Regions from separate parts of the Homo sapiens genome. Here region 1 is linked to region 2. Evidence: read pairs that join two places in POLR2A ChIA-PET (ENCODE). Cell type or tissue: K562. All regions are shown on one strand. Links, peaks and the distances in the headings refer to the core of each region. The heading gives the core; the rest is flanking DNA.

The links. Peaks named below come from ENCODE experiments on the same cell type or tissue, not always from the same donor. Only the 100,000 strongest peaks of a DNase experiment are listed, where the experiment ranks them.
Region 1: POLR2A ChIA-PET joins it to region 2 with 6 read pairs; 15 of 35 experiments call an interaction of 5 or more read pairs at or near these places.

Annotation. Positions count from the first base shown.
Region 1 is chr11:61,314,516-61,318,515 of GRCh38, forward strand. DDB1 (damage specific DNA binding protein 1) reads right to left here. Exons shown (of 27, transcript NM_001923.5): 11 at 1,977-2,052; 12 at 1,770-1,878. Among named protein-coding and RNA genes, the nearest start is that of DDB1, 17 kb to the right of the region's middle. In K562, for the core only: no CTCF peak of the experiment used is centred there; no DNase peak of the experiment used is centred there.
Region 2 is chr11:61,379,774-61,390,138 of GRCh38, forward strand. No RefSeq gene overlaps it. Among named protein-coding and RNA genes, the nearest start is that of TMEM216, 7.6 kb to the right of the region's middle. RefSeq lists a silencer at 5,891-6,050. In K562, for the core only: CTCF peaks have their summits at 5,337 (motif pointing left) and 5,981 (motif pointing left); DNase peaks (open chromatin) are centred at 5,298 and 5,988.

The DNA of each region.
Region 1 (4,000 bases), core at 1-4,000, 69 kb before region 2:
CCAAGCATCTGCCAGGGTCCACACAGGAGTGGAAAGGTGGTAAATGCAGCCCTAATAGAGCCCTACGAATAAGCTACATGAGGCTTCTATTTCTTATTCCCCAAAGTCCTGCTAATGATTACAATAGATGTCATTTTTGCATGAATGCCTGAAGGAGGCCAGCTTAAAAGTAGCTTACAGCTTACAAACCTACAGCTGGTGGGGAAAAGGCCTATTTCATTCTAATTGAGACTTACTTGGGTAATACAAACTGCATCCTGTGGGAAGATATGAATAGAGTAAGACCCTGTGACCACCAGTTTTTTGGCTTTTTTTTTTTTTTTTTTTTTTTTGGGACAGAGTCTCTCTCTGTTGCCCAGGCTGGAGTGCAGTGGTGCAATCTCAGCTCACCACAACCTACGCCTCCCAGGTTCAAGCCATTCTCCTGCCTCAGCCTCCCAAGTAGCTGCGATTACAGGCGCATGCCACCATGCCTGGTTAACTTTTGTTTTTTGAGTAGAGATGGGGTTTCACCATGTTGGCCAGGCTGATCTTGAACTCCTGACCTCATGATCCACCTGCCTTGGCCTCCCAAAGTGCTGGGATTACAGGCGTGAGCCACCATGTTGACTGTGACCACCAGTCTTAGCAGTTTTTCTCAACCCCCAAATCAGACCTCTAAAATATCTAAGTTCTTTACTGTGTATGAGCCATTTAAATTATTTAAAGTTCCTTAGTAAAGATTACAAAATTGTATAGAAATATATTGTATAAATTTATCACTGAAATAAAACAGGAAGTAGGTTGGTGACACTGTTATCTATTCATTCATCTTACCTAGCACAATTGAGTTTATATATAAGGATGAAAGCTCTTTAATAATAAATAGGTGAGCTGGTGCCAGTCTTCAGGCCAATAGTTAGATAACACTGACAAAGCAATGACTCAGTATCTGGGCACGTCCCACACTTGGTCTGCAAACTGACAGAACTTTCCCTCCGGTTTTACCAATCTACCACTGCCAGGTGGCTAAAAGGAAAACCAGGTGGATAAAAAGACAGAGACAGTTCATTAATCCTTAGGCACTCCAGTGCCCTACCCACCAAAGGCAAGACAGACTCTGGCCACAGAGTGAAGAACAGCTCAGAAGGTAAGGAGAGAGTGCTAAAAGCTGAAGGATGTCAGGGTCACTCCAAACTTCAAAAAATTGCTGAGGGGTGGAAGGGTGTCAGAAATGAGGCTCTCGTGGATAACAATATGCCAGAAGGCTATCTGCCCCCGTATTGCAGATAGATTGAAAGTAAGGATCAGAATAGGGTAAGCTTCGGTTATAATTAGTATGTGGAAAGGGCTGCCAAGAGTCATATTGGATGGTAGCATCATGATTTTTTCTTTTTTTGTGCATTTTGGCATTTTCTAATTTTATAAATAAGGATGTATCACTAGTTTAACAAAGGGAAAAAATTTGAGTGTCTCGGAAGATATAATTAGTGCTAAAATAGGATCCGAAACTATATTTTTATGTTTATATATATAATGACCCGAGTCTATAAAAGAAAATGTAAATAAATACACAGACATTTGCAGAAGAAAAATAAAGCTAAAAGGAGCAACTCTAAGGTTAAGAGTTGTGATCTCTGAGTAGTGGATTATCTGTAATTTTTTCCCTAGAATTTTTACATTATTTTTGGAGCCATAAAAATTGGTTGTTTTAAAATCCAGTGGTGCTCTGTACTGCATCTAGGTCAATTCAAGTATATGGTAACACCTGCCCCTTTCTCAGTTATCACCTGGATAAGCTGCTGATGAGCCACGTTGCCACAGAAGAAAGTCTGCTGATCATCCACGAAACCCATCAGTTCGGTTTCTTCTACCTCCTCTCCATTTAACATGAGAACTCTGCAGCAGAATGGAGGGCCTGGGTCAGCCTGGGACCAGCTTCCCCACCTCACAACCTTCTCACCAGCACCTACAGCTGGCACTAGACCCATCCTTACCTTGTCTGGCCCACAAAAGAGAGCACCAAAGTGTCATCAGTCTCACGATTAGGGTCAGACCGCAGTGGCCATAATCCTGGAACAAGGACCAAGGATTCAGATGCATAGGACAGACCAACACTTAGCATGCATATCTACGGACAGGGCAGGCCAGGGGCAGTGGCTCATGCCTATAATCTCAACACTTGGGAAGGCAGAGGCAGGAGGACTGCTTGGAACCAGGAGTTCTAGACCAGCCTGGGCAAAATGGAGAGACCTTGTCCCTGCTAAAAATACAAAAGAACTTGCTAGGTGTGGTGGCACAAAACTATAGTCCCAGCTACATGGGAGGCTGAGGTGGGGGGATTGCTTAAGATTAGGAGAAAGAGGCTGCAGCTATGATCATGTCATTGCACTCCAGCCTGGGTGACACAGCAAGATCCTGTCTCAAAAAAAAAAAAAAAAAAAAAGGATAGATATATATATATATATATATATATATATATATATATATATATATATATATATAGACATGGCAGCCTGACACCACTGGAAGGGCTGGAACATGGAGTCCTGAGCTGGAACCCCCTCTCTGCTCCTTCTTGGTTTTAAGGCTCTAAAAAGTTAAATAGTTTTGTTTTGTTTGTTTGCTTGTTTTTTTTGAGACGGAGTCTCGCTCTGTCACCAGGCTGGAGTGCAGTGGCCCGATCTCAGCTCACTGCAAGCTCCACCTCCCGGGTTCACACCATTCTCCTGCCTCAGCCTCCCGAGTAGCTGGGAAGGCAGGTGCCCGCCACCACACCTGGCTAATTTTTTGTATTTTTAGTAGAGACAGGGTTTCACCATGTTAGCCAGGATGGTCTCGATCTCCTGACCTCGTGATCCGCCACCTTGGCCTCCCAAAGTGCTGGGATTACAGGCGTGAGCCACCACGCCGGGCCAAAAGTTAGATAATTTTAAAGCTGTTTTGAGCCTATTTTAAATTTGGGATTGGATATACATTTCCATGACCCAAAGTCTAAATTTATTTATTTATTTATTTACTTATTTATTTGAGACGGAGTCTTGCTCTGTCACCCAGACTGGGGTGCAATGGCACGATCTCGGCTCACTACAACCTCCGCCTCCCGGGTTCAAGCGATTCTCCTGCCTCAGCCTCCTGAGTAGCTGGGACTACAGGTGCGTGTCACCACGCCTGGCTAATTTTTTCTATTTTTAGTAGAGACAGGATTTCACCGTGTTAGCCAGGATGGTCTCGATCTCCTGACCTCATGATCTGCCCACTCGGTCTCCCAAAGTACTGGGATTACAGGTGTGAGCCACTGTACCCAGCCTAAATTTATTTTTTAAAAGTACACAGAAAAGTCTCATTCCCATACCTCCCTCCAACCCATCCCCCAAACAAGTAATCAATAAAGGCATCTTGTTTAGCCTTCTGGTAAAGAGATGGGGTGTGGGAGGATCTTGCTATGTTGCTCCAGTCTGGCCTCGATCTCCTGGGCTCAAGTGATCCTCCCACCTCAGCCTCCTGAACAGTAAGGACTACAGGCCCACTATGCAACACTAAGCTTAATTTTTTTTACTTTAAGGAAATAGAGTATTACAAACAAATGCAAATATAAAATAGTCTATCATGCACTATTTGGCACCTTGTTCTTTCATTGAACAATATATGCTTGAAGCCCTTATCAGAACACAGTATTTAATTGTGTAAATCATTTATCTATAATTATTAAATTATGCAGATTAACAAATCCCTTCTCATTATATTTATTCAGTATTTTGCTATAACATACAATGCCACAAGAAATAAGCTTGTATTTTTATGTCACTTTATACATATAAAGGTCAGGTAGAGGCTCAGAACTGGGACTACTAAGTAAATCGCTAACTGCTGTCTTTGATATTGCCCAATTCCCTTCTATAGAGGATGCACAAGCATGTTTATTTTCTCACAGCCCGACCAACATAATGTGTGGTCAAACTTCTGGATTTTGGTCATCTAGTAGAGTACTGCTGTTTGGTGTTAATGTGCATTTCTCAGG
Region 2 (10,365 bases), core at 3,850-7,849:
AGATCGCACCACTGTACTCCAGCCTGGAAGACCAAGCGAGACTCCATCTCAAGAAAAAAAAAAAAATTGTAGTGCAGCCTCAAACCATAAAGTCCCTGATGGGGTTAAAGTGATCAGCACTCATTCTATGTGCCTAGCAAGGAAAAGTTGGAAGAAAAAACATCTGTAAGTTTTTATACACAATTTCTGGGTCTAATAAAAATTACTAGTTTGCTAAAAGGTAGGGCCATATCAATAAAACAAGAGAAAAACTAGGAAATAGAAACAGGTGATCTAACTGTTAAAAAAGGAAGACAAGGAGTCAACAATAGAGGAAAACAAAAATTAGCCAGGCATGGTGGCACATGCTTGTAATCCCAGCTACTTGGGAGGCTGAGGCAGGAGAATCTGTTGAACCCAGGAGGTGGAGGTTGCAGTGAGCCGAGATCGTGCTAGTGCACTCTAGTCTGGGCAACAAGAGTGAAGAGCGAAACTCCGTCTCAAAAAAAAAAAAAAAAAAAAAAAGAGGAAAATATGGAAGAAATAGACAAACTATCATTAACTTAAAATAATCAAGAGGGTCAGAATGTGTTTTAAAGACAGTGTATTCAAGAGCAAAGTTCTGGCCAGATGCAGTGGCTAATGCCTGTAATCCCAGGACTTTGGGAGACTGAGAAGGGTGGATCACTTGAATCTGGGAGTTCAAGACCAGCCTGGGCAACATAGGAAAACTCCCATCTCTACATAAAATTTTTTTTTTCTTTCTTTTTTTTTTTTTGAGACGGAGTCTTGCTCTGTCACCCAGGCTGGAGTGCAGTGGTGCGATCTTGGCTCACTGCAAGCTCCGCCCCCCGGGTTCATGCCATTCTCCTGCCTCAGCCTCCTGAGTAGCTGGGACTACAGGCGCCCACCACCACGCCCGGCTAATTTTTTGTATTTTTAGTAGAGACGGGGTTTCACTGTGTTAGGATGGTCTCGATCTCCTGAGGTCGTGATCCGCCCGCCTCAGCCTCCCAAAGTGCTGGGATTACAGGCTTGAGCCACTGCACCCGGCCTCTACATAAAAATTTTAAAAATTAGCTGGGTGTGGTGGTGTGTGCATTTGTAGTCCCAACTACTCGGGAGGCTGAGGTGGGAGGATTGCTTGTGTCCAGGAGGTTGAGGCTGCAGCGAGCTGTGATTGCACCACTGTACCCCAGCTTAGGCGGCAGAGCAAAACCTTGTCTCGACAGAAAAAAAAAAATTAAACCAAGCTAATTAAGAAAGGAGGTGGTTATAAAATTGTTCGTCAGGAATTATCATTGATTTGCAGAAGGAACATTGGTTCGTGATTGGCTATACCTTGTTGAACTATAGGGTTTATGGTATTTTATGGCAGCTTGGTGTCAGTTAGTCTAGAGTCCACATAGCAAGTGGCTTCAAGAGGTAATTATTTTTCTCAAGAGGGAATGAGACGTGACCGTGGCTATGTTTTTAAACATCTTTCTGAGCCTGACAATTTATTTATTTATTTATTTTAAACGGAGTTTCGCTCTGACCCCCAGGCTGGAGTGCAGTGGCGCGATCTCGGCTCACTGCAAGCTCCGCCTCCCGGGTTCACGCCATTCTCCTGCTTCAGCCTCCCGAGTAGCTGGGACTACAGGCGCCCGCCACCACGCCTGGCTAATTTTTTTTGTATTTTTTAGTGGAGACGGGGTTTCACCTTGTTAGCCAGGATGGTCTCGATCCCCTGACCTCGTGATCCGCCCGTCTCGGCCTCCCAAAGTGCTGGGATTACAGGCGTGAGCCACCACGCCCAGCCGAGCCTGACAATTTAAAGAGACCCATATTCCTCAGATAAAAGATTTTTTTCCTTCTCAATTTTTTTTTTTTTTAGACGGAGTCTCATTCTGTCACGCAGGCTGGAGTGCAGTGGCCCGATCTCGGCTCACTGCAACCTCCACCTCCCGGGTTCATGCAATTCTCCTGCCTCAGCCTCCCGAATAGCTGGGATTACAGGCGCCCGCCACCATGCCCGGCTAATTTCTTTGTATTTTTAGTAGAGACGGGGTTTCACCATGTTGGCCAGGCTGGTCTCGAACTCCTGAGCTCGTGATCCGCCCGCCTCAGCCTCCCAAAGTGCCAGGATTACAGGCATGAGCCACTGCGCCCGGCCTCTTTCTCAATATTGAAACAGGGTCCTGCGTGTGTGCAACTGAAACCACTAGAGAGGAAGATGGGAATCTTAGAAGGGAAAGAGCCAGAGAGGGAAATCCCCACATTCTGTCTGCCCACACCTCCGCCCAAGCTCTGAACCCCACATAGGGAACTCAGACTCCACGCAGCTCAGTTAAAGACAGAAGATCTAAAGTGGCCAGGTGTGGTGTCTTGCGCCTATAATCCCAGCTACTCAGGAGGCTGAAGCCAGGAGTTCAAGACCAGTGTAGGCAACATAGTGAGGAACCACCCCCCAATCTCTAAAAATAAAATAAAATAAAATAAAAAAGATCTAAACTGAAAATTGGAGCTGCCAACTCAATAAGGGTGACTGTAGTATATATGTAACTGAGCTAACCGCCTGATAAAATTAAAAAACATCACTCTTTGGGGAAAAGTAACTGAAACCAGAGTCTCCAACATTTACAAGTGCCACCAAAGAGATGGTCCAGATATCGGAATTAACAAACAAGGATATGAAAGCATCAATGAAAATATTATCTCAAAGCTGGGCACAGTGGCTCACGCCTATAATCCCAGCACTTTGGGAGGCCCAGGCGGGCGGATCAGCTGAGATCAGGAGTTCAAGATCAGCCTGAACAATATGGTGAAACCCCGTCTCTACTAAAAATACAAAACTTAGCCGAGCGTGGTGGCATGTGCCTATAGTCCCAGCTACTCGGGAGCCTGAGGCGGGAGAATCGCTTGAACCCGGGAGGCAGAGGTTGTAGTAAGCTGAGATGGTACCACTGCACTCCAGCCTGGGCTATAGCGAGACTCCGTCTCAAAAAAAAAAAAAAAAAGAAAGAAAGAAAGAAAAGAAAATATTATCTCAGTAAATTAAAAGACAGGCAACCTCGGGCTGGGTGCAGTGGTTCATGCCTGTAATCCCAGCACTTTGGGAGGCCGAGGTGGGTGAATCACCTGAGGTCAGGAGTTCAGGATTACCTTGGCCAATATAGTGAAACCCCATCTCTACTAAAAATAAAACAAAATTTAAAAATTTAAAAAAAATGAAGCTGAAATAAAAACATTTTCAAATAAAAGAAAACTAAGAGAATTAGTGCTGCACTATAAGAAACATTAAGGCGGGGCACAGTGGCTCACACCTGTAATCCCAGCACTTTGGTAGGCCAAGGCAGGTGAATCACTTGAGGTCAGGAGTTCCAGACCAGCCTGACTAACATGGCAAAACCCTGTCTCTACTAAAAACACACAAAAAAATTAGCCAGGCATGGTGGCCCATGCCTGTAATCCCAGCTACTCGGGAGGCTGCAGAGGGAGAATCACTTGAACCCAGGAAGCAGAAGTTGCAGTGAGTCGAGATCACGCCACTGCACTCCAGCCTGAACTCTGTCTCAAAACAAACAAACAAACAAACAAACAAAAGATAGGCCAGGCACGGTGGCTCACGCCTGTAATTCCAGCATTTTGGGAGGCCGAAGCGGAACACCTGAGGTCAGGAGTTGGAGACCAGCCTGGCCAACATGGAGAAACCCTGTCTCTACTAAAAATACAAAAATTAGCTGGGTGTGGTGGCACATGCCTGTAATCCCAGCTACTCGGGAGGCTGAGGCAGGAAAATCGCTTGATCCCGGGAGGTGGAGTTTGCAGTGAGCTGAAACCTCGACACTGCACTCCAACCTGGGTGACAGAGTGAGACTCCATCTCAAAAAAAAAAAAAAAAAAAAAGATAGTATTTAGGTAAACATAAAGATTATTTTTAATTTTTTTCTATTTTTTCTTTCTAGTAAGATGAAGGTCTCACTATGTTGACCAGGCTGGTCTCAAACTCCTGGCCTCAAGCAACTCAAGCAATCATCCCACTTCAGCCTCCCAAAGTGCTGGGATTACAGGCATGTGCCACCACTCCTGTTTAATTTTTGTATTTCTAGTAGAGACGGGGTTTCACCATGTCGGCCAGAATGATGTCGAACTCCTGACCTCAACTGATCCGCCTGCCTCGGCCTCCCAAAATGCTGGGATTACAGGAGTGAGTCACTATGCCCAGCCGGTCCCAGCACTTAGGGAGGCTGAAGCAGGAGGATCACTTGAGACCAGGAGTTTGAGACCAGGCTGGACAATATAGCAAGACCTTGTCTCTATTAAAAAGAAAAAATTAGCTAGGCATGGTGACATGTGCCTGTAGTCCTAGCTACTTGGGAGGCTGAGGCAGAAGGATTGCTTGAGTCCAGGAGGTCAAGGCTGCAGTGAGCTATGACTGCAGCACTGCACTCCAGCCCTGGGCAACAGAGCAAGACCCTGTCTCAAAAAAATTAAAAAAAAAAATAGAAAAAGTAAAAAAGTATTAAACTATAATAAGAGAGGAATTATAAGGAAGTAAAGAGGGAAGTACCCAAGGAAGGGCAAACTCAGTAGGGTCCCCACCCCCAAGGCAGGGGTTCAGACTTCACTGCATGCCACTCACTGGGCAGTGTGAAGTTCACTGATTAGCCCAGGCCAGAGCTGTTTCACAGTTGCCAGGCAAGAAACAACCCTCCAGGCCAAAAGCAAGCTAAGGCTGGTAGGCAGGTGCTTAGAGCACATGGGGACACCACCTGCCCAGAGCACATAGCAACACCACCTGCCCAGAGCACATAGCACCCGCATTGGGAGGCCCCTAGGAAACAACCTTCCAGGTCGCAGGTGAGCCCCAGCTGTCAGACAGATGCATCAAAAGAGCTGGAATGCCCCATGTGCTTGGAGTGCATGGTGTCCACACAGGATATGGAGGATGGGAATCAACCCTCTGGGATGCAGAAGAACTCAGATTGGTGAGCAGACGCACAGAGGAAGTTGGGGCACAGCCTTGACCGCACGTTGTCCATGCCTGGAGGGCTTTGGGGAAAACCATCCATGGCATAGGTAAGCCAAGACTAGGGGGCAGGTGCACAGAGTTAGGGAGCTGCCCCAGGTGGAAGGCCTGGAGTAAGCGGCAACCATGACAAGGAGTCCACAGCAAGTTGGTCACGGGGCCTAGACCAGATCGGCAAAGTTGCCAAGGGAGTGCCGGCTTTGGGTGTGCAGCTGGAGTGGAACACCAGCAGATCTCCCAAGGCGTGCCCTGCTGATGGACGATGGAGCAAGGCCCCTAGCTGGAGTGCACTGGAACCAGAAGACAAGCCCTTTCCTTCCTGCAATGTCCTTCTAGCGTCCTCTGCTGACAAAGCCTAACATTGTACTCATTGTAGGGAGAAATGCTTCGAGTCTAGTTATCGCTTAACAGACACCGAAGGGTAGGTAAATAATGAAGCTGAGAGGCAAAAAATAGGTAACTGGCAGAAACCATTCTTCCAGCTACTCCACTACCATATGCACTCTTTACACAAATTTTGAACTCCCTTAGTAGCTACATTCCTACTAACAAGATATCTCCTCTCTAAAAGTGAAGTTCTCAGCCTTCCCCCAAATGATAAGACACACAGTCCAAACAGTCACTGTATCCATAGCTGGCTAGATTACTCCACAGATTTGTCGTGATCCCTATTACCTAAAAACTATTACCTAAAAACTATTACCTGTGTCTATTACCTAAAAACTAGATTGTAAAGTTGACCTCCAACAATTTGCACATAAAATAACAAAGGGAGGCAAAAGACATGGTCAGTACATACAAATAAACACATGCATGTAAGAAGCAAAGAAGAATATGCATCGCTGCTACAGTCCTCGTTTTTGTAACTGATCATTTTTGTAACTAATCACGGTCATAGTTGACATCCATGGTTTCCTTAGAAAAATCCGAAGGCTGCACACTGGAACCCGGGAGAGCCTCTTTGTTTCTGCAATAGCCCTCTAGTGCCCTCTGCTGACAAAGCTTAACACTGTACTCACTGTACGGGATAAATGCTTAGCGTCGATCCGGTTATCATGGAACAGAACAGGTACTGAGAGTGAATCTGGAGCTGAGGCAGTGTTGATAACTGCCATACTAGGAAACCACTAAATATTCAGAAATTAAATAAGGCTGGGCACGGTGGTTCACGCCTATACCATGTCACTCGAGCTCAGGAATTCCAGACCAGCTTGGGCAACATGGCAAAACCCCACCTCTACTAAAAATACAAAAATTAGCCAGGCGTGGTGGCACGCACCTGTAGCCCCAGTTACTCGGGAGGCTGATGCATGAGAATAGCTTGAGCCTGCAAGGCACAGGTGGCAGTGAGCTGAGATCGCACCATTGCACCGCAGCGTGGGCAACAGAGAGTCTGTCTTAAAATAAATAAAATAAAATAAAATAAAATAAAATAAAATAAAATAAAATAAAATAAAATAATAAATAAAATAAAATACACTTATAAATAGCCCATGGGTCAAAGAAGAAATCATAAGGGAAATTAGAAAACACTTTGAACCCAGCTGGGCGCAGTGGCTCATGCCTGTAGTCCCAGCACTTTGGGAGGCTGAGGCGGGTAGATCACTTGAGGTTAGGAGTTCAAGATCAGCCTGGGGGCAACATGGTGAAACCTCATCTCCACTAAAAATACAAAAATTATCTGGGTGTGGTGGCACACACCTGCAATCTCAGCTACTTGGGAGGCTAAGACAGGAGAATTCCTTTGAACCCAGGAGGTGGAGGCTGCAGTGAGCTGAGATCGCACCACTGCACTCCAGCCTGGGCAACAGAGTCAGACTCTGTCTCAAAAAACAAAAACAAAAACAAAACAAAACAAAACAAAAAACCTAAAGAAAGTAAGAAGAAGGAAATTATAAAGAGCAGAAATTTGTAAAATAGAAAACAAATTTTATACGATGAAGAAAAAGAAAGTCGAAAGCTGTTTTTAAAAAAATTAATAAGGCTGGGCACGGTGGCTCACACCTGCAATCCTAGCACTTTGGGAGGCCGAGGCGAGTGGATCATGAGGTCAGGAGTTCGAGACCAGCCTGGCCAACATGGTGAAACCCCATCTCTACTAAAAATACAAAAATTAGCCGGGCGCAGTGGTGGGCGCCTGTAATCCTAGCTACTCGGGAGGCTGAAGCAGGAGAACTGCTTGAACCCAGGAGGCGGAGGCTGCAGTGAGCCGAGATCACACCACTGCACTCTAGCCTGGGTGACAGAGCAAGACTCTGTCTCAAAAAAATAAAATAATAATAATAATAATAATAAGAAACCAGGCATGGTGGCTGATGCTTGTAATCCTAGCACTTTGGGAGGTCGAGGCAGGTGGACTGCCTGAGCTCACCAGTTCGAGACCAGCCTGGGCAACATGACAAAACCCTGTCTCTACTAAAAATACAAAAAAAAAAAGCCGGGAGCAGTGGCTCACACCTGTAATCCCAGCACTTTGGGAGGCTGAGGCGGGCAGATCATGAGGTCAGGAGATCGAGACCATCCTGGCTAACACGGTGAAACCCCGTCTCTACTAAAAATGCAAAAAAAATTAGCTGGGCATGGTGGCGGGTGCCTGTAGTCGGCTACTCGGGAGGCTGAGGCAGGAGAAGGGCGTGAACCTGGGAGGCGGAGCTTGCAGCCAGCCGAGATCGCACCACTTCACTCCAGCCTGGGCGACAGAGCAAGACTCCGTCTCAAAAAAAAAAAAAAAAAAATTAGCCAGGTGTGGTGGTGCATGCCTGTAGTCCCAGCTACTTAGGAGGCTGAGGCACGAGAATTGCTTGAGCCTGGGAGGCAGAGGTTGCAGTGAGCCAAGATCGTGCCACTGCACTGCAGCCTGGGCGATAGAGTGAGACCCTGTCTCATAAAAAAAAATAAAAAACAAAAATAAAACGTTAATAAAATTGATAAACACCTATCAAAACTATTGAAGAAAAAAATATGAAAGAAAAGGGACATCACTGCAGTTCTTACATCCATTAAGTAATATTTAAGGATTGCCTGGTGACTTTTTTAATTTTTAAAAATTAATTAGTTATTATTATTCTTTAGACAGAGTCTCGCTCTGTTGCCAGGCTGGAGTGCAGTGGCATGATCTTGGCTCACTGCAACCTCCACCTCCTGGGTTCTAGCGATTCTCCTGCCTCAGCCTCCCAAATAGCTGGGACTACAGGCATGCACCACCACACCTGGCTAATTTTTTTGTATTTTTAGCACAAATGGGGTTTCACCATGTTGGCCAAGCTGTCTTGAACTCCTGACCTCAAGTGATCCGCCTGCCTTGGCCTCCCAAAGTGCTGGGATTACAGGTATGAGCCACTGCGCCCAGCCTGACTACTGACTTATAATACAGAAAAAAAAAGAATTGAGGAATGTTATGAAAACCTTCACACCAATACATCTGGAAATGTATACAAAATGATTTACCCAAACCTTATTCAAGGTTTATGCAAACACAAATTCACCCAAACCTTACTCGAGAAGTAGAATATCTGAATGTTCTTATATATAGTACAGGGATTTCATTATTTTAAACTCCCCCCCACCAAAAAAAAAATTTAGGTTTAGATGGCTTCATCAGTGTATTCTTTCAAATACTTGAAGAAGAAATATTACCTAGCTTACACTATCTCTTCCGGAGAATAGAAAAAGAAGAAATACCTTTCGCTTTATTGGATGAAGCCACCTTAACCTTAATACCCACCCTTGACAAGGTCCTTGACAAAGTTAAATTACAGACCAATCTCTCTCATGATACATATGTAAAACCTGAACAAAATTAGCAAATGAAATCCAGTGACATATAAAAAGGATAACATATCTGTGTCAGGGGTCTCCAAGATCACACCCAGTTTGGATGATTTGCTATAAGGACTTATGGGACCCAGCATACAGGTGTATTCATGCCTCTGATCTATTACAGTGAAATACAAAGCAAGGTCAACAAAGGGAAAAGATACATGAGGCACAGTCAAGGAGAAACTAGCAGCATGCTTCCAAGAGGTCTATCTCAGGGGGAATCACACAAGACGTTCATCATTCCTCCAGCAACAAATTCTGATAACATATGTGCAATGTTGTCTACTAGGAAAGCTCACTTGAGACTCAGGGTCCAAGTTTTATTTTTTTTATTTTTATTTTTTTAAACAGTTATGGTTCACTGCAGCCTCTTCCCTCTACCTCTTGGGCTCAAGCAATCTTCCTGCCTCAGCCTCCGAAGTAACTGGGACTACAGGTGTGCACCACCATGCCTGGCTAAATTTTTTTGTTTGGGTAGAGACAGGGTCTCACTGTGTTGTCCAGGCTGGTCTTGAACTCCTGAGCTCTATTGATCCTCCTGCCTCAGCTTCCCAAAGTGCTGGGATTACAGGCATGAGCCACTGGACCCAGCCCCCAAGGTTTTTACTGGGAGCTGATCATGAAGGCACCCTCTGCCTAACATGTTTCAAAACTCCAGACTCTGAGAAGGAGAACAGGTATTTAGCATAAGCCACATTGTTTGTACAGTTTAGGCACTGTGAGCCACTTTAAACTGGTGGGAACACTACCAAAAGCCAAGTTCCCTTACGCCAGGCAAGGGTCAACCTTGCAGTTGGGCCTCTCCAAAGACAGCAGCCTCAGGTCTGCTATGTTAAGTTTTTTCTGTACAGTCTCATAAGCAAATGGGTTTTTTATTTTTTCCAGGAAGACATGGTTGGTCATACCTCTGAAAATCAATGTAATTCATATTAGCAGAATAAAGGAGAAAAATCATATAGTCCTCTCAACGGATTAAGAGAACACACTTAATAAAATATATCATAAGCCTTTTAGCAAACTAGGATAATAAGGGACTTTCTTAATCTGATAAAGAGTATCTACAAAAAAAATCTATAGCCACCATATTAATGGTGAGATATTGAACGCTTCCCCTGAGGTTAGGAACAAGACAAGACTATCCATCATCACCACTTATAGTCAACATTACACTGCCAGTCCTGGCCAGTGCAATAAGGCAAGAAAAAGAAATTGAAGGTATAGAGATTGAGAAGGAAGTAAAAATGTCTTTATTTACTGATGATGTGATCATGTACATAACAAGCCTCCTAGAAATAATCAATTTAGCAAGGGCACTGGCTGTTGGGACAGTCTTGCATGGGTCCTAAGCATCCCTGCATGTTCTTACTATGTCAAACCAGAAAGTCTGTCTCCTGATACTGAGCACAGAAGCAATTAAGTAGACCAAAGTGACTATAGTGTGATGATAGTATAATTTCTCCCTCCCCAGTGGAAAGGGCCTGGCTTTATTTGCTGCTTGCTAAAAAGGGTACTGAGCCTTTGGCTCTGGGCTCCACCAAGCTGTGGCATAACTCCTT